Regions from separate parts of the Homo sapiens genome. Here all the other regions are linked to region 4. The links are chromatin loops, found by intact Hi-C in ENCODE. Cell type or tissue: endothelial cell of umbilical vein. All regions are shown on one strand. Each heading gives the region's core, and the rest is flanking DNA. Links, peaks and the distances in the headings are about the cores only. Region 1 holds the start of LOC105369975 (a long non-coding RNA gene). Region 2 overlaps MVK (mevalonate kinase). Region 3 has its middle 39 kb from the start of MVK. Region 4 overlaps UBE3B (ubiquitin protein ligase E3B). Region 5 overlaps MYO1H (myosin IH).

Region 1 (5,803 bases), core at 524-5,523, 330 kb before region 4:
CCAGCCCAGCCCCCGTTCCTAGTACCTGCGGGGACCCTGGGAACATTTTGGGTTTTCTACCCCAGAGACAAAAGCCAGAAAGGCATCTATGCCTTTCCCGTTTCATCCTTGTCAAAGTGGGACTGAGTTCCATCTGGGGCAGGGAGGAAACAACACACATTGGTCACTATATAACGGGCCCTGCAAAAGTGCTCTACACAAATCATTTCACAACCACCTGAGACGTGGACCTCAGTAGCCCCGTTTATCAGAGAAGGAAATTGAACCCCAAAGGGTGTGGCAAAGAGACTTGCCCAGGGTAACCCAGCCAGATATGGGGCCACAGAAGTTTCATGTCCAACTCCAAATCTCCCCTCAGCCGTGTTCACTTGTGTGCCAGCTGACAGTGAGCCTATTTTCAGCACACCTCCTGCCAGAGCGTTCCCACTGATGGGGTGCTGCCTTATCTGACCCAGGTTAACCATACAGAAACCCAAATTAGCTCAAATGTTTGACGAGGGTTGACATTGACTTGTTGATTCATTCAGTTAAAACTCACTGAGCCCATTACAATACAACATGTCAAACCCATTGTAATACATCACTGTTATAGACAAGGAACTGAAATTCACTTTGTAACAATTAAACAGCAGAAGAACTTCTGTCTTTTTAAAGACAGGGTCTTGCTTTGTCACCTAGGCTGGAACGCAGTGGTGCAATCATAGCTCACTGCAGCTTCAAACTCCTGGGCTCAAGGGATCCTTCTGCCTCAGCCTCCCGAGCAGCTGGTACTACAGGCATGCACCACCAAACCTGGCTAATTTTTTTTTTTTGAAAAGGAGTCTTGCTCTGTTGCCCAGGCTAGAGTGCAGTGGTGTGATCTCGGCTCACTGCAGCCTCCACCTCCTGGGTTCAAGCAATTCTACTACCTCAACCTCCCGAGTTGGGATTACAGGTAGCTGGGATTACAGGTGCCCGCCACCACACCCAGCTACCTTTTGTATTTTTAGTAAAGACAGGGTTTCACCATGTTGGCCAGGCTGGTCTCGAACTCCTGACCTCAGGTGATCCACCCGCCTCGGCCTCCCAAAGTGTTAGGATTACAGGCGTGAGCCACAGCATCCGGCCCCAGCTAATCTTTAAAAAAATTTTTTTGTGTTGACTATGTTGTCCAGACTGGTCCATTTTTGTTTAAAGGCCTTTACCCATTCCTGTATGAAGGCTAGGATAATTTTAGAGCAACTGAGATAAAATGCAGAAATAGCAATCACATAGTTTTCAAAACTAACTTTGGGATTAAAGAGGAAGTATGTAGACAACTATAATTTGTTAACGATTTATAGGAACAAGGAGATTTGGCTATTGTCACATGAGAGACCATTACCCAAGGACAAAGAAGTTTCACAAACTTCCCCCTGACCCTTGCTGGCACCCAGATGTCTGCCTGTTTCTTTCCTCCCTTACCTAACATATAAGACAAAGCCAAGCCCATATATACATATATTTTTTTGAGACGGAGTCTCACTCTGTTGCCCAGGCCAGAGTGCAGTGGCGCTATCTCAGCTCGCTGCAACCTCTGCCTCCCAGGTTCACGCGATTCTCCTGCCTCAGCCTCCTGAGTAGCTGGTACTACAGGCGTGCACCACCACGCCCAGCTAATTTTTGTATTTTTAGTAGAGACGGGGTTTCACCACGTTGGCCAGGATGGTCTCCATCTCTTGACCTTGTGATCCACCCGCCTCGGCCTCCCAAAGTGCTGGGATTACAGGCATGAGCCACCACACCGGGCCCAAGAGCATATAATTCTAAGAGGGCTCTTTAGAACATTTAGGCCATTTAGGTTTGCTGGCTCTCCAAAATAAAGTCGCTTTCCTTGCTCCAACTCCTGGCCTCTCGACTGAGTGGCTATCATGCAGGGAGCAGAAGGAGTTTGGACTCGGTTACAACTTCACCTTTCAGAGTTTCAGTTTCCTTATCCGTAACACACAGGTCTTGTTGTGAGGCTTCAATTAAATGTTACCATTTGTAAGGTAATTAGAACAATGTTTGGAGCATAGTAAGCTGCCTTAGTAGGTGTTCAGGTGTTCAATAAAACTGCAAAGATATATTTACGTGATGTGGGGCGTAGCCTGATGAGATCGAATACTGGAGTCCTGGGTCGGCCGTCTATTAGGGAAGTAGACTTGGACAGCTCACTTCACCCCTCTGAGCCTCAGTTTCCTCATCCATACAATGGGAATACCAACAGTTTCTAGCTCACCGAGTCAATGAAGCTGCCCGGGCAGGCGCTTATCTGCGTAATCGTTCAATGTTGACCCAATTACCGTCGTTTGCAGGAGGTTATATGGGGACACGACCCTTCAGTTTTGCTGGTTGGTTGGTGGATGGGTTCCCGGGTTCACGCCGGCCCCACAGCCCTGCGCCTGCGCATTGAGCGCCTGCGCTTGAGCCCCTGCAGCTCCCACGGGCCCGGTAGGTGGCGCTGTCCCCATTGTGCCGCAGAGGCAGAGCTGGGAGGCCCCGCCAGGCCCTGCGCCTCCCCACACCCCACCAGGCTCCTGCCCGCTCCCAAAGTGGGTGGAACGGAGGGAGGGCAGGAGGGGCAGGAGAACTTGTCCTCCTACCGTGCTTGGGCTGTTTCCTAAGGGCTACGTGAGAAGCCTCACTTGCACACTGTTGGGAAAGTTTGCAGCTCCTCCAGCAGGTGTCTTGGGGCCCTGAGTTCACACCTGCCTCAGTGTGGAGGGTCATTAGGTGTGTCCTGTTATTTTCACTGCTACTACTGCCACCAGCACCACCACCACCTAACAATTCTTGGGTTCACGTCCAGGTTCTGAAACTTTGAAGTTGTGTGCCCAGGACAAGTCAGTTCCCCTCTCTGAGCCTCAGTTTTTGCATCTGTGAAATGGGACAGAAACATCTCTACCTTGCAGTATTACATGAAATAAGGCGTGTAAAATACCTGACACATAGAAGATATTCAATAAATGGACTGTGTTAATATTTTTATTAATTATGATGCTACAGCCTGCCAAAGGCTCCTGAAAGGACAACTGGTTCTTAATGCAGTTAGTTAAACCGGATCATTTTCACCTACTCCCTGTTCTTGTTTGTTTTGAGATGGAGTCTTGCTCTCTCCCCCAGGCTGGAGTGCAGTGGCATGATCTCGGCTCACTGCACCCTCTGCCTCCTGGGTTCAAGTGATTCTCCTGTCTCAGCCTCCAGAATAGCCAGGACTACAGGCATATGCCACCAGGCCCAGCTAATTTTTGTATTTTTTTTTTTTAGTAGAGACAGGGTTTTACCATGTTGGCCAGGCTGGTCTTGAACTCCTGACTTCACCTGATCTGCCCACCTCAGTCTCCCAAAGTGTTGGGATTACAGGCATGAGCTACCACTCCTGGCCTACTCCTTGTACTTGAAGATACAGTAGGGCCCTTCTCAACACATCAACAAGGAACACCAGAAAATGTTGTGCATTCTCAACTCTCACTCTGCCCTGATCCGCTGTATGACTCTGGGCAAACCTCTTCTGTCCTCTGGGTCTCAGTTTCATCTTTAAAATTGGGATTAGCAACCTAAATTCCCACTGATGGACAGTGGAGAAAGAAAATGTGGTATATACAGACAATGGAATGCTATTTGGCCTTACGAAAGAATGAAATCATGTCATTAGTAGCCAACATGGCTGGCAGTGGAGGTCATTTTGTTAAGTGAAATAAGGCAGGCACAGAAAGACAAATATTGCATGTTCTCACTCATTTGTGGGAGTTTAAAAAAAAAGATCTCGTGGAGATAGAGAATAGAATGATAACCCAGGCATGGTGGCTCACGTGTGTAATCCCAGCAGTTTGAGAGGCCGAGGTGGGCGGATCACTTGAGGTCAGAGTTCGAGACCAGCCTGGCTAACATGGTGAAACCCTGTCTCTACTAAAAATATAAAAATTAGCTGGGTGTGGTGGTACACACCTGCAATCCCAGCTACTTGGGAGGCTGAGGCAGGAGAATTACGTGAACCCAAGAGGTAGAGATTTCAGTGAGCCGAGATCACGCCACTGAACTCCAGCCTGGGGGACAGAGCTAGACTCCATCTAAAAAAAACAAAAGTTTTTTTTGAGACTTGAATGATAGATACCAGAGGCTGGGAAGGGTGTGATAGAGGGAGGGCGGGATAAAGAGGTTGGTTGATGGGTACAAACATATAGTTAGGTAGAGAAATAAGCCCCAATATTCCATAGCAGAGTAGAGTGACTACTATAGTTAGCAAAAATGTATTGTATATTTCTTTCTCTTTTATTTTTTTGAAACAATGTCTGTCTGCATCACGCAGGTTGGAGTGCAGTGGCCCAATCTTAGCTCACTGCAACCTTCACCTCCCAGGCTCAAGCCATCCTCCTGCCTCAGCCTCCCAAGTAGCTGGGATTACAGGCACGCATCACCACGTCCAGCTAATTTTTGTTGTTGTCATTGTAGTTGTTGGAGATGGATTCTCGCTCTGTCTCCCAGGCTGGAGTGCAGTGGCACGATCTTGGCTTACTACAACCTCCGCCTCCTGAGTTCCAGTGATTCTCCTGCCTCAGCCTCCTGAGTAGCTGGGACTACAGGCATGCGCCACCAAGCCCAGGTAATGTTTTTGTATTTTTAGTAGAGATGGAGTTTCCCCATGTTAGCCAGGCTGGTCTCGAACTCCTGACCTCAAGTGATCCAGCCGCCTCGGCCTCCCAAAGTGCTGGGATTACAGGCGTAAGCCACTATGCCTGGACCTAATTTTTGTATTTTTTTGTAGAGACGGAGGTTTCATCAGGTTGGCCAGGCTGGTCTCGAACTCCTGACCTCAAGTGGTCTGCCCACCCCAGCCCCGCAAAGTGCTGGGGTTATAAGCGGGAGCCACCGCACCCGGCTTGTATATTTCAAAGTAGCTAGCAGGGAGGACTTGAAATGTTACCTACTCACAGAAATGATAAATACGAGTGATGGATACCCCAAATACCCTGACCTGATCATAACACATTCTGTACACGTAACACTCACTTGTACCTCATAAATATGTAAAATATTTCCTGTCAATAAAAAAATAAGTAAAAACAATGTACACTACTCTGGTAACAGGAACACTAAAATCTCAGACTTCGCTGCTATACAATTCATCCGTGTAACCAAAAACCACTTGTTCCCCAAAAGCTATTGAAAAAAATATATATATATAAATTTAAAAATAAATAAATAAAAATAAAACAAAATTGGGATTAGATAGTTCAAAGTTCCTGCCCAGCTCTGACAATCTACAATGGATACCTTTTTTTTTTTTGAGACGGAGTTTCTCCCTTGTTGCCCAGGCTGGAGAAGTGCAATGGCGTGATCTTGGCTCACCGCAACCTCTGCCTCCCAGGTTCAAGCGATTCTCCTGCCTCAGCTTCCTGAGTAGCTGGGATTACAGGAGTGGGCCACCACGCCCAGCTAATTTTGTATTTTTAGTAGAGACAGGGTTTCTCCATGTTGGTCAGGCTGGTCTCCACCTCCCAACCTCAGGTGATCCACCTGCCTTGGCCTCCCAAAGTGCTGAGATTACAGGCATGAGCCACTGCACCCGGCCAATGGATACCTTTTACCACTGTATCCAGCTCCCGGTTTGTATTTATAAGTTCAGTAAAATCTACACTCTGCTTCTGACAAGGAATGGGGCCACAAATGCAAATACACTTAGCACAGCGCCTCCTGCCAGGGGGTGCTGGATAAAGGGCAGCTGTGAAGATGATGCACCCTTAATCAGTCCTTGATCTGACCCAGAGAAGATTGTTTGGAAGGGATAGTCATTCAACCCCTG
Region 2 (5,803 bases), core at 442-5,441, 79 kb before region 4:
TCTTAAGCAAGTCATATCATGGAGAAAAATAGGTATGAGTGTGTGTGTGTGTGTGTGTGTGTGTAGGGCTGCTGTGCTAGATTAAAAGAGAAGCCAGGGCTGTAACAGCCAGGTATGTGGTATTAGACAGGGTGCCGGACACCTGGCCCAACTGGAGGAAATGTGACTATAGCCTGGGCATTAGAGATGAAACATATTGACAGAGAAAGGTGACTGGAAACCAAAAAGGTAGGTAACAAAACAGCATGTACAGTATGATCTCACTTTATCGAACAGCATGAACACACACACACACACACACACACACAGAGGGAAAGGTGGCAGCTGTTCACAGGGGTAATCTCTGTATGGTAAAAACACAGTGCTTTGATGTGATTTTTGCTAATCTGTATTTTCTTTCTACAGTGTATTTACACTGTTTCTGTAATAGTAAAAATATTATAATTTGAGAACTAAAGAGCTCAGACTAGGAACCAGAGCTCCTGGCCTCAAATCCAGCTCTCTGCCCCTTCCTAGAAGACAGTAGGTGCTAAGAGACAGCCAAAGAACTTGTCCAAAATTAGCTGGAAACCAGGAAGGGCTGGGGAAGGAAGCACCTGCGAGGTGCGGGCCCCTGAGCCAGGTGTCTTCCAAAGGGCGCTAGCTGAGGAAACAAGGAGGAAAACAGCCGTGGAGGAGAAAGGAGCTGGCTGGGCCAAGCACAAGCGAAGGGCAGGGCCGGCCCCCCACCACGCTTGCTGACCTGGAGCCAGCCAGCCAACGCGACTGGCTGCCAGCAGGCCACAGAAACCTTGGTGAGGAAAGACTCCTCACCAGGCCAAGTGTGGTGGCTCATGCCTGTAATCCCAGCACTTTGGGAGGCCGAGGTGGGCAGATCATTTGAGGTCAGGAGTTCGAGACCAGCCTGGCCAACGTGGCGGAAACCCTGTCTCTACTAAAAATACAAAAATTACCCAGGCGTGGTGGCACACACCTGTAATCCCAGCTACTTGGGAGGCTGAGGCGGGAGAATCACTTGAACCTGGGAAGCAGAGGTTGCAGAGAGCCAAGATGGCGCCACTGCACTCCAGCCTGGGCAACAGAGTGAGACTGTCTAAAAATAAATAAAAGGACTCCTCACTGACAGAGACGACATCAGTGCAACCATAGCAGCTACTCTGTCTGGAAAGAACCACAGTATTTCCTGCCTGCCTCCCAAAGTGAGACCCTTGCCAGAACCAGGGAAATTCTCTGAGAACTTCAGGCTGCAGACCCTGGGAGCGGCTCCAGCTTATGACCTGAAAGGCACTGCTGTTCCCCTCGCAAAGAAGGTGTCAGTGCTATGTGACCGCCTCTTTGCAGAGGAAGCAGGGAGGTGGGAAAGCCGGTGGGCCTTAGGTGTGTTTCTCCAACAGCGACCCAAGGGGTCTCAACCTAGGGGCTTTGGACCATCTGGGCAGGGCGCCTTGAGCCAGCTCTGTGCACCATTCTGAAGTTTTGGGGCTCTGGAAGACACCCTTATCTCTCAGCATAAGACAGTTATAATAATGAGTATTTATTGAGCACTTACCGTGTGCCACGCACTGTGTCAAGGGCCTTCTGTATATTTTCTCATTGATCCCCACGAAACCTCCATAAGGTGGGTATTAGTGAATCCCACTTTCCCGATGAGGAAGCTGTGGCCTCCAGAGGTAAGCTGTCTTGCCCAAGGTCACATGGCCAGGGGGTGGGCAGGGCTGAAGTGCTCAACCACCACAATGGCGTGCAGAGATGACCCTGGGGTCATCCAGTTCGGTATCTTCAGCCCTGGCTGCATTTTCTTATTTTTTAAAAATATTTTTGAGACGGGGTCTCACTCTGTCATCCAGGCTGGAGTGCAGTGGCACCATCATAGCTCACTGCAGCCTCCAACTCCTGGGCTCAGGCGATCCTCCTGCCTCAGCGTCCTGAGTAGCTGGGACTACAGGTGTGCAGCACCATGTGGTGCTTGGTCACACGTTAGAATCACCTGGGAGCTTTTAAAAGATGTCTTTTTAAAAAGATACCGCTGAGACAGATTAACTCAGAATATCTGGGGTGGAGTCAGGAATTCGTGGGTCCTTAGGTGGTTCCGAGGTGCAGCTCTGAGAGCGAGAACCACTGCAATAGGCAATGAGAAGGGGTGACAGCCGCAAGTGCCAACTGTCTACAAGGTAGCCAGGAGTGTGACACCAGGCCCATATGGTGGCCGCAGGGGTGGCTGGGTTGAAAGGTTGCTCTGGCCAAAGCGCACCGGCAGCTGCTTCACTGGAGCAAGAGTGTTGAGCTGGCCCCTGCCCCAGGAGTGACATCCTGTCCCCAGGGAATGAGAGAGAGAGGGCCTCAAGGAGCAGACGGGCTCTGGGGGTCTCAGCCTCTGTCCCCTGCACCCATCTCACAGCTGCCGCGGACATCTATGGAAGCCTGGGGAGGCTCCCAGGCCCACCTCCTAAAGGCTGGAGGCTGGCTGTCAGCCAGCGCCATCACTGAGGGCACAGCAGCCTCTGGCCTGGTTGTTCATTAAAATCGCGTGGGGAGGAAAACATGCAGGTCCGAGCCCCACCCCGGTCAAATACATCCGAATCCAGAAAAACGAGCCTGAGCACAGAAAGCTAAAAAATCGCAGTGAGCCTGCACACAGAGCCGCACCCAGCAGACACACGTAGGGGCTAAGAGCAGGCTCTGGAGTCCATTTGAATCCGGCCTCAGATGCTGATGAGCTGTGTGGACTTGCACCAGTTACTCGATCTCTCTGACCTTTGGTTTCCTGGTCTGTAAAGCGGGGATGAGACTAGCAATGACACTGAGGTCGGGGCAGAGATGAGAAGGGGCGATGCGTAAACACGCCTAGTCCACAGTGAGCGTTCAGTATTAATTAGTATTACTGCTTTATGCGTTGTGTTTTGAAGGGAAGGGGCAGGGAACAGCCATCAGTGATCTGGGGCCATTTCTACAAGTTAAGCTGGGGTAGGCGTCCTCCCTTCACTCTCACGTTCCCAGCAGTGATCCCAGGCCGGGCCCAAGGCTGGCGTGGGGGTGGAGCTCGGCTCCTGCTCCTCTCACCCTGCAGGAAGACAACAGCAGGGAAGGCCGCCAGCTGCCCCCTAGTGGCCAAGGGCAGACGCGCACTGAATCGCTTTCACCTCATCCTGAAATCCCTGCGCCGGCCCCCACCTTTCCACTCGGCCTCTTTGCAGGTCCGTGGGTCCCAGAGGTTCTGGCTGGCAAGGCACCAACTACAAGGGTTTCCTGATGGCTAATGGCATTTCGGAAAGCACCAAGCTGACTGCAATATAAAGTTCAAATAGGGCCGGTGGGGGGCGGGGGTGGGGAGTGCCAGGCACCCGGGCCAGAACATTTGAGTCTGTTTTCTCCATCCAGCCAGTTCATTTCAGAAAGGAAGGCGCGCCCCAGGAGCGATGGCAGGTTCTGCTTTCCTGTCTTACACAGGTCTGTGCTCTCGTGGGTGCTTGTGATTCTGGAGCTAGGAAGCTCAACTTCTCCCTCCGCAGCAGCAGCCTAGAGTTGTGCTGATGGACTGAGAGCCGTGTCCCAGTCCCTCTCCAGCAAGGGCCATCTGGGAAAAGCCACCTCATCCCCAAGACGCACAACAAAGTGACCCCAAACCCTATTTCCCTCCATTGCTGAAGAGCTCCATGGAGGAAACAGCTGGAGAGGGGACAGGGACAGAGGGAGGTGCTGGTGGCCTGGAGTCTCTACTGTTGACACAAAATCTTTTTATTCCCCATTTGCCATCTTTTCCACAAACCTCTCAGGTACAGATCGGAAGAAAGTGCATATAAACCCTGCCTTATTTAACCAGGCCCACCGCCTCCGGGACAGCCCCTGGGGGAGCCCCATCCCGCTAGGTAGAAGGGAAGGCCACACCAAGTGCTGAGTGAGCCACCCAGACAGCAGGTGCTCTGGGAGGGAGGGGCGACAAGGGGTAGGGGAAGGCTTCCTGGAGGAGGGAGAGGCCTGGCCCTGAGAGACAGGGGGCGGTCCCTGAAAAGGGAGAGAGAAGGCACACTTCTCCGGGAACCAGGCCCCAGCACCTGAGCATTGGACCCAGGCGGCCAGGAAGAACACAGGCCAAGGCGGGGGCCTGAAGCAGATGGGACTGTGGGAGCTTCAGGGAAGCAGCCCTTCTCGCCTCAGGTCTGGAGTCTCAGAGGACCCTCCTAGGCCTCCTGCTCGGCTGGCTCCAGAGGATGCAGAGGGCAGACCATGCCTCCCTAGGTCCCACCGCTGGGACTGCAGAGCTTGGCTGGCATCGCCAAGCGGCTGGGGCCTCTCCAGCAGTGTCAGGAGCTGGGCGCTCGCTGGCCAGCACAGAGTCGAACTGCAGCCCCCAGAATAATCCAGAAAGGGGCATCTGGGTGGGGCTGCAGTGTCGTGGGCTCCTCTCAGAGGCCATCCAGGGCTTGCTGGACTCGGCTGTCCAGGGAGGTGGCTGAGTGGATGGAGACGCCGGGGGCACCGATGCTGGTTTCCAAGCAGTCAAAGCCACAGCTGGTCAGGGCCTGCTTCGTGGCCTCCACTTCTGGCTGCTCCAGCCCTGCGGGGAGGGAAGGCAGGTCACCCTTGACAACTCTCCGCTCCGTGGGAGAAGCTCATCATATTCAAGGCAAAAGCCCAGGCCTTCCTGCTGTGCCTTCCTGGCTGTGACCCACCTGAGCCAACAGGCCATAAAGCCCAAGGTTACCTGCAGCCCCTCCGTGCACTGGAATGCCCAGCCTTGCACCCCCAGGGGTTTAGGGAGCAAGAGTTAAAAACATGGGCTCTCAAGTCACAGGACTTGGCCTTGCCTTGTACTGGCCGTGTGGCCTCAGACAAGTGACTTCCCCTCTCTCAGTCTCAGTCTCCTCATCTGGGAATGGGGCTAATGATGACTCCCCGTGCAGATCTCAGGGAGGCTTAAAGGAAATAACGCAGGTAAAGTGCCTGGCACAACACCTGGCACAGCGGGCACACTCCAGAAATGTCAAGTCCCACCATCGTCATGGGCTCTGAACTAGGAACCAACAGTTGGGGTTGGCTGGAGTGAGGATGTGGCCACCTCCTGAGGCCTGGGAGCCATCATGGAGTGTGAGGGGATGTCTGGAGCCTAAGGGGGCTCAGTGCAAAGCAGAGGGGAAAGGAAGGATGAAGAACAGAGAGGAGGAGATAAAGACAGAAAGAGAAAGAAGGAAGGAAGGAGGGGACAAGGAGCACAGAGGGAAATGGAGGCAGGTGGGACCGGTTAGTGCCTACTGTAGGCCAGGAGCGAGCCTGAGGGCAGAGGTAGGTGTCAGGTGGTTAAACACTAGCAGAAGCCCCTTGCCAGGCCCCCAGGCACCAGGGAGCTTCCTAAGCCAAGCCCATTACTCGGTCTTCCTCTTTCCCCAAACCAACGGGAAGGAAACCCTTTCGTTTTGTAGCAAAATCAACCGCATCCTGACCACATCAAGGGTACAAGTGGGGCAAGGTTAGGCAGACGTGGAGAGTGACAATGCCCTGGTTACTTCCCAAGCTTGTGCGGACAGCCCCGATGACAGGAGCCCCAGCCACAGCCCAGCCCTGCACCAGGCTCTCTAGGTGCACTTTCCTGCTTGAATCTGGGCAACGATCTTGCAAGCTAGATACTCTCATCCTTATTTTACCAATGAGGAAGCAAAGACCAGAGGTTAACTAACTTGCCCAAGGCCACACAGCGGAGCTGAGACCTGTTTCCAGGTCTCTTTTTCCTTTCAAGGGAATTCTCCAGGTGGACCCCTCTTAGGAGCCCAGGCTGGCAGCCTGGCCCACCTACCCCCGGGATACCTGG
Region 3 (5,803 bases), core at 423-5,422, 94 kb before region 4:
CTTGAAGCCAAGAGGGAGTCACGCAGAGCTGGCCCCGACCCAGAGAGCCGAGTGGACAACCCCAGGGTTGCAAAATGAGCCTCCTCCCCCACTTTCCAGTTCGGTTTTTTTCTCTGGGCACCTGGGAGACTTTCCCAAGTTATCGATCGCCGGGGCGGCCTTCAGTCAATATGGTGCACTTTACTAATTAATCTTTTCCAGATAATTGCAGGAAATCATTGGTTGGTGTGAAGTGGGAGGTTGGAGAGGCAGCCTCTGTCCCCGACCTGACCAGAGCATCTTCTGGCAGATCCTACCCGCCTGTCCCTCACTCTTCTCTGTCTCCTTCTGGGGCTGATGAGCCACCCCCTCCAGAATCCTCAGCCAGGACTCCCGCCAGCTGTCCTGGCACTGCTCTGGATGTAGCAGGGAACACCGGGAGCAGGACGGTTCTGGTTCAAATCTCAACTTTGGCAATTATTCACTGTGTGACTGCAGACACATCATTTAACCTCCCTCAGCCTCAGCTAAAAAAAACAGACTAGAACTTATGATCTGCATCACAGGCTGCTTACGAGACAAAACAGACCAGGTGCCATGGCTTACTCCTATAATCCCAGCACTTTGGGAGGCCAAGTCAGGAGGATCACTTGAAGCCAGGAGTTCAAGACCAGCCTGGGCAACATAGTGAGACCCTGTCTCTACAAAACAATAAAAAATACAAAATTAGCCAGGTGTGGTAGTGTGTGCCCTGTAGTTCCAGTTACTTGGGAGGCTGAGGCAGGAGGATTGCTTGAGCCCAAAGTTGGGAGGCTGCAGTGAGCTATGATGGTACCACTGCACTCCATCTTGGGTGACAGAGTGAGACCCTATCTCTAAACAGCAAACAAAAAAGATGAAAACATGCTGGGTGCGGTGGCTCATGCCTGTAATCCCAGCACTTTGGGAGGCTGAGACAGGTGGATCACCTGAGGTCAGGAGTCCCAAACCAGCCTGGCCAACATGGTGAAACCCATTTCTACTAAAAATACAAAAATTAGCCAGATGTGGTGGCTCACACCTGTAATCCCAGCTACTCAGGAGGCTGAGGCAGGAGAATAACTGGAACCCGGGGAGCAGAGGTTGCAGTGAGTCAAGATCGTGCCACTGCACTCCAGCCTGGGCAACAGAGTGAGATTCCGTCTCACACATACACACACACACACACACACACACACACACACACACACAGACTGAAAACAAAAGAAGGCATTTTAATACTAATTTAAAATATGACCTCTACAGCTAATAACAGCAACTCCAGCAGCTAACGCTAAACGAGGGCTTTGCCACATTCCAGGTACTGTTCAGAGTGTCTGATAGGTACTATGATTAGTCCCCTTGTATAGAAAGGGAAACTGAGGTTCTGGCCTGAGGTCACACAGCGAGAGGCAGAGCCCCAATCTCTGCTCAGTGTGTAAGAAGCTGATCACCACCTCATGCTGTGTCACCAGGCCCAGGTGAGTGTCCTGCATAGAGCAATGTCCAAGGAGCCAGCTCTCCACTGTGCCCATCTTGGAAGCGGTAAGGAGGTGGGGGTGGGTGTCAGGGGTGGGACAGGGCTCAGGGGCAGCACCCAGGGCTTTCCTCTCTAAGTCCCCTTGTCCCAAAACTCAGGGCCTTCCTCAAAGAGCCCGAGGGAATTCTCCGGCTGGGTAAACTCAGGGTCCCCAGGAGCCTCTCCAGCCCCCACAGTCATTAATCATAACTGAACTCTCCTGGATGAAGTTTCCCATCCCTTTGGGGTTTCTGTCTCCCAGTATCACTTAATATATACCCTCATCGGGCCATATATACCTGCTCCTAATAAACCTCTATGACTTTAATGAACTAAATAGCAAATTACTTTTTTATTCAAGAATGAAATTTCATCATATTCATAATTCATATTTTATTTCAGACATCTGCTGCTGATTACATTACATTTAACTAAAATTAGATGATGCTCAGAATGCAATTAAGACTCTGCCAAATTCTTCGGCCCACCAATGCCGGCGGAGCGCAGCGGGGGCCGCGAGGAACCTAATATGTAATTAGGAGCTATTTTCTAGCTGTTTTTAAAGTCTGAAAATTAGCTGCCTTTATTAATCACACAGACAAATATAAAGTGGAACCAACGCTCGCTGAAATTTCTAAAAGGGATTTTTTGTTTAATTATACACCGCAGAGCGCTGAGACTCGTTCTGCATGTTGATTTGTTGTGCACTGACATTTTGACAACTGGTTCTCAATTTGTCTGTCGTAGTTAGGCAACAACAAAGCCGACGGTAATACTTTAACTTTCAAAACCTTCAGTGTGCCGGGGAGAGGGAGAATGGCATTCCTCACTGCGGGCCCGCAGCTTGGGCTCTCGAAGGCAGAGACACGGGGAGAAGGGCAGGTGAGGGGCGGAGGGGACTCCCGGGACGACGCCAGCTGGGGAGGTGGCTGACATTCTGGATCGGGAGTTACAGGGCCAAGGAACAAGCCCCTGTTCTGCGGGGTGGCTAAGTGGAAACCCTCCCTAATCTCTGGGCCTCAGTTTCCTCCTCTGCACCAAGAATGGGCTGGAGTCTGAGATCTTCAAGGAGCCTGTAGATGCCAAAACTCTGTCTTCTTTTCTCTGTGTGCTAATGTCTTCTGTGTAGCATCATTTGTCCCCTCGGCCTTAGCAGGGGGATGTGATTTTTTTTAGAGACTGTCTCACTCTGTAACCCAGGCTGGAGTGCAGTGGTGTGATCATAGCTCACTGCAGCCTCAAACACCCGGGCTCAAGCAAGCCTCCCTGCTGAGTAGCACCGGGGCTACAGGTTCGAACTCCCCCGCTCAAGCCAACCTCCCTGCTGAGTAGCTGGGTTACAGGTGAGAGCCACAGCACCCAGTCTCCAGAGGAATCCTTTATTATCCCAATGTGCAGAGGATGCAACTGAGACTCTGAGACTCAGCAACTTGTTAACCAACCAGCAGGTGGCCACACCAGAACTCAAACATGGAGTTCACTGACTCCACAATCTGTGGTTCTAACCACTGTATCCACCTCCCTGGCTCAGGAGCCCTGAGCAAGGGACAGCTCTCTGGGCCTCAGATTCCCTTCTGTGATGCTTGGATGTGGTAGAGTGGCACCCAGCCCTGCTGGGGGCCAGGGACAGAGTACACCAGCAGGATCACAGCATGAAGCAGGATTGAGCCCCACACAGGGACCCCCAGTCTCAGTGGAACTCCTGAGCTCACCCCATTCCCTTGGAGGTTCCTTAGGCCACCCTGTGGGTGAAACTACCCAGTGATGTCCAGAAAGTCCCAGGACAGAGAGTGACTGCCAAGGGGCCCAGATTCTACCCCATGCCCAGACAACAATAACAGATGGCTTTTTGTCCCATGTGCCTAGTACTCTGTTGACACTTTATTACCAGCGGGCACAATGGCTCACACCTGTAATCCTGGCACTTCAGGAGGCCAAGGTGGGAGGACCACTTGAGCCCAGAAGTCCGAGGCCAGCCTGAGCAACAGAGAGATCCCGCCTCTAGGAAAAATTAAAACTTAGCTGAGTGTGGTGGTGTACACCTGTAGTCCCAGCTGCTTGGGAGGCTGAGGTAGGAGAATCAATTGAGCCTGGGAGGTAGAGGCTGCAGTGAGCCGTGATCGCACCACTGAACTCCGGCCTGGGCAACAGAGTGAGACCCTGTCTCAAAAAAAAAAAAAAATAATATCACCTACACTCCTTCCACTAACCCTCCAAAGTGGATTCACAACCAGGCTTGGAGTCTCACAGCCTGGATTCAAACCCAACCCCTGCAATTTGCCTGCTGTGGTAACCTTGGTCGGGCTGCCTCAGTTTCCATATCAAGAAAATGAAGAGCTTGAGCACACCCACCTCTCTCGGTTCTGGGGAGGACTGAACAGGATAATTGGGTGTGTGGCCCAGATCAAGCCCTCAGCTGATGGAAGGTTCCTGTTACCACCCCATTTGACAGACAGGCACATTGAGGCTCTGCAGGGAGAAGTGCTTGCTCTGAGGTGCCTGCCGCCAGGTGGGTCTGATGCCACAGCCCATGCTCCTACCCCACCACCATAATGCCCCCCTAATTCCCACCAGGGAGGACTGGGGAAGGGCCTGAGGACCCACTGTGCAGTCTGGGCTGCCCCATCTGGCCATTGTGACCATCTCCAGGGGCTCTCAGGGTGTTTTTACCTTCCGTCTCTCACTTCCTTTTTGCTCCCTGGAGAGAGTGCCCAGCAGCTTTCTGCAGGAGCCAAGGCATGGCAGAGCCCACCACGGGGTCTTTTGCCCCTGCTGACTCCAGCCCAGTGGAGCCAGCACCATGACCTGCCCAGGCCTGTTTTTAGGAGCCAGCCCTGCCTCCTCCTCCTGCCCACAGACCCATCTGATGAAAACGCCAACGGAGAAAAGGAGGTTGTTTTGGGTGACAATGAAACTGCCAATAAAATCTCAAACGCAGAGATAGGCAATGACTATTTCACTTATTCTGACAGTTTGAGACTTTGCTGGGGAAGGGAAGTGACAGGCACCTGCCGACATCAACACCACTTCTTTCGGAGAACAGCCCGTGGGAGGGGGCTTCCCGGGAGACCTGCCTTGCCCAGATGCCAAGCGGGCTGTGGCTGCTGCTGTTGGCAGCAGGGGCTGCGGTCACCCACGGGGAGAGACTGGACACTCTGACTCTATCCACAACTCCCCTCTGGCACAGACATATGCCAGGCTCTGGCTGGAGACCACAGAGGCAGAAACAACCAGCAAAACCCCTGCCCTTAGGGTTTGTTTTGTTTTTTTAAGACAAGGTCTGGCTCTGTCATTCAGGCTGGAGTGCAGTGGTGCAATCTCGGCTCGCTGTAACCTCTACCTCCTGGGCTCAAGCCATCCTCCCACCTCAGCCTCTCGAATAGCTGGGACTACAAGCATTCATCACGACACCCAGCTAATTTTTGTATTTTATTGTAGAGATGGGGTTTCGACATGTTGCTCAGGCTGGTCTCGAACTCTTGAGCTCAAGCCATCCTGCCATCCTCCCATCTTGGCCTCCCAAGTAGCTGGAACTATAAGCGCTTACCACAGTGCCTGGCTAATTTTTGTATTTTTTGTATAGATGGGGTTTCACCCTATTGCCTAGGCTGGTCTCAAACTCATGAGCTCAAGCAATCCTCCCACCTCAGCCTCCCAAAGTGCTAGGATTACCCACATGAGCCACCATGCCCAGCCCCTTAGGGGTTATTGGGAGTGGAATCGTGTCCCCCACAAAGAGATTTTGAAGTCCTAACCCCGGATCCCCATGAATGTGACTTTATTTGAAAATGAGGTCTTTGCAGATGTAATCAAGTTAAGATGAGGTCATGAGGGTGGGCTGCTGTCCTTATAAGAGGGAATGCCATGTGAAGCCAGACACACAGGGAGAAGGCCATGTGTCAGCAACAGCCAAGGCTGGAGTGATGCAACCGCAAGCCCAGGACTGCCAGCCACCACCAGAAGCTAGGAAGAGGCAAGGGAGGGTTCTCAGAGGACCCAGTGTCTCAGAGGGTCCCTGGTCCTGTCGACACCTTCATTCTAGACTTCTGGCCTCCTGAACCATGACAGAGTAAATCTCTGTTGTTTTAAGCCACCACATTTATGGTACTTTGTTATGGGAGCCCTAATTAGAACACCGTTATAAAGGGCTTCCATGCCAACTAGGGCATCGGCAAAAGAGGCCCCACCTCCAGCTGGAGACTATCAAAAGAGGGGTATATGGCCGGGCACAGTGGCTCATGCCTGTTATCCCAGCACTTTGGGAGGCCGAGGGGTGGGGGATTGCTT
Region 4 (5,674 bases), core at 1-5,000:
CCCTTAAATACCTTGAACAGATTGAGTGCTGGGTCAAAAACTCTCTTGATGATCTCTTCCAAGAACTCCTTAAAAACACCGTCTTGATCAATCCCTGCTTCGTCCACCCCGAGGTCATTGACAAACTTCACACGGATGACCCCCTTCATGGCGTGCTGGGAGAGCTGCCTAAGCTGCTCGTAGCCGTCCTGCCAAGAGCAGAATTACAGCCCATTAGGAAGCCCAAAGCCTTATGCACACAATTCGGGGTTCCCTCTCCTCTGTGCGAAGCTCTCCCAGCATCATTACCAAATGTGCAAATTATGAAACGTGGATGCATGACAGGAGCCGTTCTCACCTGCTTTTGAATGAGTGCTGATTAAAAGCAAAGATTCATTTGGGGATGTGACAGTATCACTCCTTGGCAAGGGGAGACTGACCTCAAGGGGACAGAGCAGTGAGATGGGGAAGTTAGACAAAATGAGTCATGACAAGCTCCTGGCCATCAGACAAAGGATGAAAGAAACCGGGACAAGATACATTTCTCTCTCTCTCAATGCTAAGAGTATCTTTAGCTCATGGTAAAAAAAAGAAAAAAGAAAAAAAAAAAAAATCAAACCTACAGAACACTGTAAAATGAAAAGAATTACCCATCACCCCTCATCTCCCGCTGCCTTCCCAATCATGAAGTGCCTGCAAGTCATGCTGAGGAATTTAGGGGACATCCTGAAGGTAATGGGAGCTGCAGAAGGTTTTAGGCAAAGAGTAACAGGGCTGACTTTCTGTCAGATCTTTCTATTGGCAGCAGAGCAGGTGGATGGCAGGGATCAACGCAGGGAGCAGAGACCGAGATGTGGGGGTGGTGCTGGGCCTGGACTTCTGGCTGGTGGTCAGCTCTGTTAGGACACAGCCATTCAGCACATCTACTCCATCCAGACCTCAACATGCACAGCCCCAGAACCACAACTTTGGAGTTCTCCTACTAAATCATCTGTTTAGTTTGTCTCTTGATTCTAATCTGTTGAGGCCTTCCTGGCTTCTGGTTCCATCATCTAATGCATTCCTAGTACTTGGGGTGCTGAGGTTTTTATTTCAGAGCAGTGACTATAAAAACAGTGCTGAACAGCACAGGGCCCAGGGAAGAGTCTGTTGGCCCGACTTGAGAGGCCCAATCACCAGGTGAAACTGATGTCTTCAGACACTGTGATGGAACAAGTGACCAATCAACCCTGCTGTCCTATGAAGGCCATGCCACATTTCTCCCTTTCAGCTACAACTGTAACACTGTCACATGCTTCGCAGGTTAGACAGGCTGTCTCCACAGCATCCACTCGGCTGCCGTCTGGTCCCCTCATCACAAAGCAAACGAGCAGTATGCCAGTGTGGCGAGACCTGTTTTGGGGAACCCTTGCTGCCTTCCTGCCATGTTCACCCAGTGATCCCCAAAGGACTATCCTATGGTGCCCCGATTCAGGGGTTAGGCTTCAAAGTTAGTGGGCAAGGGAAAATTACCTCTCAAGACCCCTAAGTCACATGTGGGAACAGGAGCACAGTTTTGTGGAGGCAAACCTGAGAAGGACTTTTTATGTACATAAAGTTTGAGAATCATTAAGTTAGATGACAAAAGGGAGAAACAGGAAGTCAACAGGCAGCTGTAACAGCATTTAAACCATTCTGCCTAAATTTAAGATAATTATCTTGGCACTGAGATGAGAACGGATGGAGAATTCCATCAAGTTCCTGTCTGCCTGCAGGAGTTCCTCCAACCTGCTTTAAAATTATGCCTCCCCAGCCTTCACACGCATTAGTAGATGCGTTTGTGGTTATGTGGATGAAATGGGATGGTACATGTGAAAGCAAGTGGCACATGGCCTAGCTCAAGGAGCGTTTACTGGATTCAAATCTCAGTCTTGCTTGATCAGCTCCACACCAGCCTCTTTGTTTAAACGTTTAGAGGGGACTGCCTCTTGTGATACATTTCCTGCCTTCTGGGAACTGGCGTGGATATGCGAGGATTATATCCATGCCTCTTGGGAGGTGAATGTGAGTCAGCGTTCCTCTTCTTCACTGCATCTCAACATGCACACACAGGGAATACTGAGCTAGAAAAGGGATGCCTGGCTTCCAGGCCCAGCTCTATCACTGATATCCAAGTGACCTTGACTGAAGTTCTCTGGCCTCAGTTCTGCCTTTGACAGAGACAGGGGAAAGGACTGGGTAAGAGTATGTTTGAGGATCCTTCCGGTTCTGAATACTAGAGTTCCAGCCCAAACTCACCCTCTGGGAAGAAGAGCCTTCCTACAGGACTTTAATATCTGGAAGCCTAATAGAGAAGCATAGCCCTCAATACTAACCATAAAAAAGGAAACAATGCCCAGGAGAGCATGAGTCTGAGATCAGCTTACTGACGCCCCCTTGTGTCCAAATCCAGCAAAGGCCCCTGGGCTCTCATATTCTAATAACCAAGCCACCAGATTACGACAACTGGGATAACAATGAACAACCCTCTCCCCTTCTCCAGTGGAAAGTAAAGAGGAAAAGGGACTTTGCCTAAAGCCTAAGACAGACATCTCTTTTGCCATCCCTGAGGGATATGCTTTAAAAAGTAGGGCCAGAGTAACTGGGATGTCAAGTGAATTTCCAATAAGCAATGATATTTGTGAAGGGAGTCGGATTCTGCCACTCTCAGGAGATACTGCAATCTATACCACCCCAGACTCTTCCCATGGGTGGGTGCTGGCCACGTCTGGGTAGGCGTGATGGGTAGTGGGGCTGAGGATTTCTAGAGACAAGGGAGATGCATCTGGGTCTGCAGAGGGAAGTGCTAGAAAGGGAGTCCCTACCACACAATTGGGCTTTTTCTGAATCAAAAGCAGAGGTTGCAAATGGGTGGCCCACAGGTTGAATTTGGTGGAAAGACAGGTGTTATCTGACTTTCTAGGCACTTTACAGAGTTCAATTAGTTCACAACATGGAAGATCTGAATTTTGGCCTTCTCTTAAAAACTCAAGAGCGTTATGGAGCCCACCTCGTCACATGGCAGGTCTGGAGGAGCTGAGTGGCGGTGGCCTCTTCTGGGGAGGCACGTGCTTCCAACTGCTCCCCAACACTGAGGCTGGGTGTCAGTTGCCATTTATCAACTCACTCGTGGGGGCTATTTTTCTCAAGTAGAGCTACACAGACCAAGAGGGCTGTTTCAAGAACAGGAGGGCGCAGAAGTGGAGATTATTTCTATATGTCTAGCACGCAAACAGAATGCTCCTGTAATGAGACCCACTCAGCCAGCTTTACTCCTTCACATGGCCTGCAGGGCCCAGTGGGCCCTTCAATTCCTTATGCCTACCTTGAAGAATGTCAGAAACATCCACTGTTCAGCACACACTGCCTTCCTAGCAGCTCTCGGCATTGATCACCAGTGGCCAGGGGCACTCAAACAAGCTCTCCAGTAAGGAGTGACACAAACAAGGTACGATGCACCGAGGGAGAAAATGAAGACACGTGAGGAGGAACAGCTGCTGCCAGAAGCCATCTGCTGGTGGGGGTGGCTATCTGGCCACATACTTCAGGGGATCCCGTGACTGTCCTACACTACAGGACAGGCTCATGGGGAACTGCAGCTGGAGTGTGATAAAAAGGTCTGAAGTGCAAACATGGCAAATAAATGAAGCCAAGCCTCTCCAGGGAATGGGGACTGTGGCTCAGTCACCAATTCTATCGCTGGCAGGATGAGCATGTATGGGTAGGCTGTGCACTATACAAGCCCAGGGGAGGCTGTGGCATGGATAACACAGACATCGTAGGTAGTTAAGTTTATGACAACCATGTTCCAGCAGATTGGAGGCACGGTCTTGTACCAACAAAACCAATGTATTGTGACAATTTTCTGACATATGAGGACTGGGTACCTATCTCTAATTTACATGGAGTCACCGTATAGTGGTAGTTCCAGACAACGGATTTAGCTCAGGTGGGTCACTTCAGTGGTATCTTGTAAGTTTCTGTCTACAAAGAACTTCTGGCTCTGTGATAAAAGTATTTCTCTACATAACTCAGTAAATGTAACACCTCCACTCCACTTATATACTACAATCACAGTTGAGAGTCTCAGCAAAGTGCCTGCTGGGACAAATGGAGTTTGCACAGACCTGAGAGTGTTAGTGCAGCCGCTGTGACTGGCAGCTCCTGTCCTCATTTCAAAGGGACATGAAGAGGTGGATGCTCTAGCCCAGGATACTCTAGCTCTCATGGGGTAAAGGAAGACACTGCTGGGTCTCCAGCAATGAGAACATGTTTAACCAAGCAGCTGTTCAGAGCAGTCAACAGGACAAATGACCCCTTTCCTGCTCCCAGAGCCTTAATTTCAGATCAAGGAGTAACAGGAACAGTTCAAAAGCCAGAGACCGTCCACTAAAGAGCTTCCATGTTGCAGGGCCCACTTCCTTGTGGTAGGATTCCATAGGCTTCACACTCACCTCCAGCATCCTGGACCGGCGGATGGTGATGTGAGTGACATGCGGGGAGGCAGAGCTGGTTTCCACCAGCCCCAGTTTCTCCTTCTCCTTGGTAACCATGGTTCGAAACAGTAGAACTCTCTAAAATGAACAAAGGCGGGATCAGAAAACAGGGTCAGCAAACTGACGATTCCATAAAAACACTCTGCAAAAATGACTGAAACTGAAGTTAGATGAGATGCAAGCAGAATGGGATGCCTTAACATGTGCTACCAGTTAGAAGTGTCCTGTGAGAACAGAAGCATTCCCTGGAACACTTGTGGGAATTAGAAATACTGTTGAATACACAAGCAAAAAACGTTCCGGAAAGAGTGGTCTGGCTGCAGCTAGGGTCCAGCTAGGAATGGCCCACGAGAAAATCCTCCTCAAGGCTGGGCGTGGGGGCTCACGCCTGTAATCCCAGCACTCTGGGAGGCCCAGGTGGGCGGATTACCTGAGGTCGGGAGTTCAAAACCAGCCTGGCCAACATGGTGAAACCTCGTCTCTACTAAATACAAAATACAAAAATTAGCTGGGTGTGGTGGCATGCACCTGTAATCCTAGCTACTTGGGAGGTTGAGGCAGGAGAATCACTTGAACCCAGGAGGCAGAGGTTACAGTGAGCCAAGATCGTGCCACTGCACTCCAGCCTGGGGGACAGAGTGAGACTCTGTCTCAAAAAAAAAAAAAAAAAAAAAAGAAAAAAAAGAAAAAAGAAAATCCTCCTCATTCAGTCAATAATCCACTATAAAAACTTGGTGGCAGAACAAGTTACAGAGCCTTCTTTATCTAGCTGTGCCTGCTTTAAGGGAAATCAATATTATGAATCCTAAGAACAAAAATAATTCAAAGATAACTTTTCCTACTGTCAGAAAATTTAAAAATGACCCTACAGTATAAAGCTCCCTGACCTTTCAACCTGCCTCCTCTGTGCCTTCAAGCCCACCACAGTCCCACCAGTAATATTTCTCAATTACTGCTTGAAAGGAACCCTCTCTCCTTATTCTTAAGATTCTGCTAAACCTATTTAGAAAGAGCATGACTCTTTGCCCCATCCTGGGCTCAAGAATCAGCACCCTAATACCATTTAAATCAAGTCAGCTGAATGAATACATAAATCTAACCACAGCTGTTTTTTTAAAAATGGGAATCTCCCCCAAAGTCAAGAACTTTATTAAATACAAATAAGAACAGTAACAGCTGGG
Region 5 (5,803 bases), core at 263-5,262, 91 kb after region 4:
CACCCAGACTGGAGTGCAGTGGTGCGATATCAGCTCACTGCAACCTCTGCCTCCTGGGTTCAAGCGATTCTCCTGCTTCAGCCTCCTGTGTAGCTGGGATTATAGGCATGTGCCACCACGCCCAGCTAATTTTTGTATTTTTAGTAGAGACAGGGTTTCTCCACGTTGGCCAGGCTGGTTTCAAGCTCCTCACCTCAGGTGATCACTTTTCGGCCTCCCAAAGTGCTGGGATTACAGGCATGAGCTACCATGTCCAGTGAAAAATATTTTTATTTTCCTGGAATTTATGAGCATGTTCTTTAAGGGTATCGAGTGTCCCATGTTCTTCCTCTGTTCAGCCACCTACACAAAGGTGCAGGATGTGTGCTTCCTGAACTCCAGTGAAAGCTGGAGAAGATAGGGTCTCCACCACCCCCAGGGGACACAGCACAGCCTCAGGCCCTGCTTTCATCCATGCAGACCTTGCGCAATACCAGCATGCACCGCCAAAGCTAGACAGATATGGAGGGGCTGGGGAGAGGCCCTAAATGCCTGCAGGTTGGAGGGACTAGTACCTTATGTCTTCAACTCTATGATATGGTTGCTCCCTGATCAAGGGAAGTGGTGCCAGGCAGGTGCACGGGGTTTGGCTATCTCCAGCTCGATCCCGTGAATCTCCCCTTGCCTCTGTCCCCAGCCACTGACCAGCTGCCACGCTGGCCTCTCAGCTTGCCCTAGAGCCTGCTCCCACCTCCAGGCTTTCCTGCCTTGATTGATGTTCCCTGAATGCTATGGACTGATCGTCTGTGTCCCCACAAAATTCATATGATGAAATCTAACTCCCAATGTGATGGTGTTAGGAGGCAGGGCCTCTGACAGGTGATCAGGTCACAAGGGTGGAGCACTCATAAATGAGATTAGTGCCCTTATGACTACATCATCAACTATGTGAAGACACAGCGAGAAGGCACCATCTACAAACAAGGAAGCTGGCCCTCACCAGACACTGAGTCTGCCAGTGCCTTGATCTTGGACTTCCCATCCTCCAGAACTGTGAAAAGTTTCTGTTGGTTAGAAGCCACCCAGTGTAGTGTTTCGTTACAGCAGCCCAAACAGACTAAGACACCAAATGTCCTCATGGCTCACTTCCTCACTCAGAGAGTGACCCCCTTACCTAAGGAGGGAGCCTGGCCACTCTTTCCCCTTACCTGGATTCACTTTTCTTCAAATAACATATCCCTGCCTGGCCTTATGCAGTCACCCCTCATCGTATGTGGGGAATTGGTTCCAGGACCCCCATGGATACAAAATCCACGGATGTTCAAGTCTCTAATAAAAAATGGCATAGTGTTTGCATATAACCTGAGTACATCTTCCTGTACACTTTAAATCATCTCTAAATTACTTATTATACCTAATACTATGTAAATACTACATAAATAGATATTAGACTATATTGCTTTTTAATTTGTATTATTATTGTTGTATTGTTATTTTTATTGTATTTTTAAAAGCATTTTGAATCCATAGTTGGGTGAATCCTCAGATGTGGAACCCGCGGGTGTGGAGGGCCAACTTTACGTCTTTGTTATTGTTGGTCTCCCCCATAGAAAGTAAATTCCATGAGGACAGGGATGGGGTCTGTTCTGTTCTCTGACATCACCCCAGCACCTAGGACAGTGCTAGCTCAGATAGCTGCTCACCAGTTTTTGTTTGTTTTGATACAGAGTCTCATTCTATCACCCAGGCTGGAGTGCAGTGGTGTGATTTCAGCTCACTGCAACCTCTGCCTCCCGGGTTCAAATGATTCTCATGCTTCAGCCTCCTGAGTAGCTGGAATTACAGGCATGCGCCACTATGCCTGGCTGATTTTTGTGTTTTTAGCAGACAGGATTTCACCATGTTGGTCAGGCTGGTCTTGAACTTCTGACCTCAAGTGATCTGCCCACCTTGGCCTCCCCAAGTGCTGGAATTACAGGTGTGAGGCAACATGCCCGGCCTGCTCACTAGATTTTATGGAAAGAATGAATGAGCCTCAGAAAGCAGCAAAAATAGACAAGAGATGTATGAAGTTCAAAAAAACACAGGTAGATGGGAACATCAAGTGTGTATATGTTTGGAGGGGGGTGAGGTGGGCAGTGGCTGTTGCCCTGCCATCTGCCGCAGAAGTCAGATTTGGGATGAAGATGAATGAATAAGTAGCGGATGGGCAAAAATGGTGGGCAAAGGAGGTACATCCAGGAAAAATAAAGGCAAAGAGTCTCAAATGACTACACTCAAAATATTGGTTGAACCACATGAAATTTCTGCTATTCAACCATTCTGACCCAACAAAGTGACCATTTATTATGCTTGAGAGTGTGTTGCTATTTTGGTAGCATAAATTCACACACAGCCCATCATTGAAGAAGTGTTGGTGTATAAGCAATTTGGGGGATGGTGAGAGTAGGCGTAGAAATAGTTCATTAAATCTTTACAAACTCCCTGATCCCAGACAATTTAATCCTACAGATAAGGGAAATGACAGGTCACAGCTATAAGAGAATGAGGATTATGATCCAAGTTCATGTGGTTTGAAAACCCATGTCCCCACCGCTAACCTGCTGCTCTTGACAGCCCGTTGCGCTAAGGCACTAAACCAGGCCCTACGGTCACAAATGGACTTAGCTTCTCCTGCTAATTCAGAGGCCTGTGGGGCACTGCCCACGGCTGCCCCCTGGTGGCAGATCTACGCACTTGGCCTTGCCCTTGACTGTAAACAGTCAGGGATTAGTGAAATGAACAGAAGATGGTAAACTGAATTTTTGTGAGTTTTTTTTTTTGTTGTTTTGTTTTGTTTTTGAGATGGTTCTCATTCTGTCACCCAGGCTGGAGTGCAGTGGTACGATCTCAAGTTCACCGCAGCCTCAACCTCCCAGGCTCAGGTGATCCTCCCACCTCAGCCTTCTGAGTAGCTGGGACTACAGGTGTGTACCACCACACCCATCTAATATATATATATATATATATATATATATTTTTTTTTTTTTTTTTTTTTTTTTTTTTGTAGAGATTGGGTTTTGCCATGTTGCCCAGGACGGTCTCGAACTCCTGGCCTCAAGCAATCCTCCCACCTCGGCCTCCCAAAATGCTGGGATTACAGGCATGAGCCACCGCACCCAGCCAGAGTTGGGTTTTTATGTTCTCCCAAATGTTAGTGTTTTTAGCTGTCATAACTACAGCAGTTAACAACCAAACTGAGCCTTCCTAAGGGATGCCATTTTATTTACCACTAAACCCCAGAGATTCTCATGTAGTAGGCACATGACTATTGGCTTCAGATCAATAAAGCACATTTTACCTTTGCAAGAAATGCTCGTATTTCCTTCGGTATGCAAAACCAGCCCGTCTCACCCGCAGGTGCTCCATCAGCCCCAGGTATTTGATCTGATGCCTTATGAGGAAGTCATCAAATTTGCCTTTGGAGAAATAGAACAGAGAATGACAGGAAAGGATCCCATGGCTTCATATCAACCAAGGCAGATCACAGGCTGCAAGCTGAAGTTCAGTGGGCTGGGTCTGGCCCCAGACTCATTTCGTGAGGTCTTAATTTTTTTTTTTTTTTTTTTTTGAGATGGGGTTTCATTCTTTTTGCCCAGGCTGGAGTGCAGTGGCACAATCTCGGCTCACTGCAACCTCTGCCTCCTGGGTTCAAGTGATTCTCCTGCCTCAGCCTCCCAAGTAGTGGGGATTACAGGTGCACACCACCATGCCTGGCTAATTTTTGTATTTTTAGTAGAGACGTGGTTTCACCGTGTTGGCCAGGCTGGTCTCGAACTCTTGACCTTAGGTGATCCACCCGCCTCGGCCTCCCAAAATGCTGGGATTACAGGCATGAGCCACCATATGCCCAGCCCAATTGTGCTTTTTAAATGGGGGAATTTTATAGGAAAAAATTAAATTTCTGGTTCCTCTGAAAAGTCCTGAGATCTGGCTATCCTGAGGCCAGAGTCCCACATGGCAACAGCTGGCAGGAGAGGAGTAGCGCTGTTGCCCCTTTAGACAGAATGTGCCTTCTCCAGTTTGCCACAGTCCTCCCCACTGCCTATTGCCTTTCAACCTGTCTGCTTCACTCATTTGCTTTTCCTGCCTAGCCTCTGTGAGCCTCTGATGGTCCATTATAGTTCATTATAATGGTTCCTAACAACTATATTATAGACCATGGCAAGAGCTTAGAAACTACCCAAGTCATAGATCATTTTCGAAGACTGTTCCTTGGCTAGAAAAGAGTGACGTTGACTCCCTTCGCCTCTGACACCTGCCTGACTCAGCTGTGTTGCTCCTGAAACTGAACAACCTCTGAGAAATGCTCACTCTGAACCACCAAAGGCATTCATTTACCTTCTATTATTATTATTTTTTGAGATAGGGTCTCACTCTGTCACCCATACTGGAGTGCAGTGGCACAGTCATGGCTCACTGCAGCCTTGAACTCCTGGGATCAATTGATCCTCCCACCTCAGCCTCCCAAGTAGATGGGACTACAGACATGTTCCACCACACCCAGCTAGTGTTTGTATGTTTAGTAGAGACACGCCACCATGCCTGGCTAATTTTCGCATTTTTTGTAGAGACGGGGTTTTGCCATGTTGCCCAAACTGGTTTCCAATTCCTGGGTTCAAGTGATCCGCCTGCCTCAACCTCCCAAAGGGCTGGGATTACAGGCATAAGCCTGTAACATCTGGCCAACTTCTATCATTTAGAAAGGAAAATGATTCACATCCAGAGGACATCGAGCAAGCTTGTGGTGGTGTTTAGGATCCCAACCCACTGCCACCTTGCTTTGGCTCCCAGCCTCCTTTCCCTGAGCCCAGTTCATAATGATCCACAACTCACTGGGTTCTTTCCTGTCGTTGGGCTTGATGCAACGGATGTAGGAGGGCTCCTTAGAGATGAGGGTTTCTAGAAGGCTGCTCAGACTGTTTTTAAACTGAGTCCCCACCTGCAGAGAGAGAGAGAAAGAGAGAGAGAACGAGCCAGAGAGATACTGCTGCTTCCAACGAATACAAAAAGACTGGCCAGGGCTCAAGGTGTCAGCCCTATAGAGCTGAACTATTGACAGATTGTCTTCCTAGTGGCCATCTGGCCCATTAAGAGGTGGCTTTGGATGTCCTGACCTGAGAAGGCCAGTCTTGGTCTGGTCACGTGGAAGCTGGACAAGCATCTGTCTAGGATGCCTCACTTGCTCAGCAAAGACGTGGTGAGTGCCCAGCAGGAACCAGTTCTGCCCCAGGCCTGTCATTCTCTTCCACCTTCCTTTGTGTTTCTTTGTTGACACGTGTCCTTCATGATGCTGGTATTATTATAACTTCTTTATTTGATGGTATTTTCTTATACTCTCTCCCACTAGATTGTAAGTCCCTTGAGGGCAGGGACCTCATCTGGCTTGTTATTGCTGAATCCCTGTGCCTGGCACAGTGCCTGCCACATATACATAGTAGGTGCTGCTCAATGAATGCCTGCAAATGAACAAACTGGGACTAAACTTGGAACATGAATATCACATTCTAAGTTAATGTATATATCATAAGCCACGTTCCAAGTGATTTTTTAAGAGACAGGGTCTTGCTCTGTCACCTAGTCTGGAGTGCAGTGGCATAATCATGGCTCATTGTAACTTCAAACTCCTGGGTTCAAGGATCCTCCTGCCTCAGCCTCCGAAAGTAGCTGGGACTATGGATGCACACCACTGCACCTGGCTAATTGATTTTTTCTTTCTTTCTTTTATGTTTTTAATGCACCCAAGTTTTGTCTGACTGATTTGTTTTTATTTTTATTTTTGTAG

Evidence for each region. A loop is a pair of places that touch in the nucleus more often than their neighbours do. Peaks named below come from ENCODE experiments on the same cell type or tissue, not always from the same donor. Only the 100,000 strongest peaks of a DNase experiment are listed, where the experiment ranks them.
Region 1: it touches region 4 in a loop (18-fold over the local background); 9 of 110 quality-filtered maps call a loop at or near these places.
Region 2: it touches region 4 in a loop (8-fold over the local background); 33 of 110 quality-filtered maps call a loop at or near these places.
Region 3: it touches region 4 in a loop (8-fold over the local background); 4 of 110 quality-filtered maps call a loop at or near these places.
Region 5: a loop joins it to region 4, with 7 times the contacts of the local background. A loop is called at or near these places in 9 of 110 quality-filtered maps.

Annotation. Positions count from the first base shown.
Region 1 is chr12:109,842,132-109,847,934 of GRCh38, reverse strand. LOC105369975 (a long non-coding RNA gene) reads left to right here and starts at 4,453. Exons shown (of 2, transcript XR_945333.2): 1 at 4,453-4,603. RefSeq lists a silencer at 2,335-2,614. In endothelial cell of umbilical vein, for the core only: a CTCF peak has its summit at 2,452 (motif pointing right); a DNase peak (open chromatin) is centred at 2,464.
Region 2 is chr12:109,595,178-109,600,980 of GRCh38, reverse strand. It overlaps MVK (mevalonate kinase), which reads right to left. Exons shown (of 11, transcript NM_000431.4): 10 at 5,800-5,803; 11 at 2,856-4,555. The coding sequence ends at 4,404. Among named protein-coding and RNA genes, the nearest start is that of MVK, 24 kb to the right of the region's middle. RefSeq lists an enhancer at 1,764-2,453. In endothelial cell of umbilical vein, for the core only: a CTCF peak has its summit at 3,108 (motif pointing left); a DNase peak (open chromatin) is centred at 3,080.
Region 3 is chr12:109,610,338-109,616,140 of GRCh38, reverse strand. No RefSeq gene overlaps it. Among named protein-coding and RNA genes, the nearest start is that of MVK, 39 kb to the right of the region's middle. RefSeq lists an enhancer at 4,416-4,916. In endothelial cell of umbilical vein, for the core only: a CTCF peak has its summit at 2,952 (motif pointing right); no DNase peak of the experiment used is centred there; H3K27me3 peaks cover 567 bases.
Region 4 is chr12:109,515,662-109,521,335 of GRCh38, reverse strand. UBE3B (ubiquitin protein ligase E3B) reads right to left here. Exons shown (of 28, transcript NM_130466.4): 19 at 4,452-4,571; 20 at 12-188. Among named protein-coding and RNA genes, the nearest start is that of UBE3B, 41 kb to the right of the region's middle. In endothelial cell of umbilical vein, for the core only: a CTCF peak has its summit at 2,403 (motif pointing left); DNase peaks (open chromatin) are centred at 1,935 and 2,365; H3K27ac peaks cover 2,108 bases.
Region 5 is chr12:109,425,103-109,430,905 of GRCh38, reverse strand. MYO1H (myosin IH) reads right to left here. Exons shown (of 32, transcript NM_001101421.4): 18 at 4,855-4,960; 19 at 3,320-3,437. Among named protein-coding and RNA genes, the nearest start is that of KCTD10, 49 kb to the left of the region's middle. In endothelial cell of umbilical vein, for the core only: a CTCF peak has its summit at 2,695 (motif pointing left); a DNase peak (open chromatin) is centred at 2,685.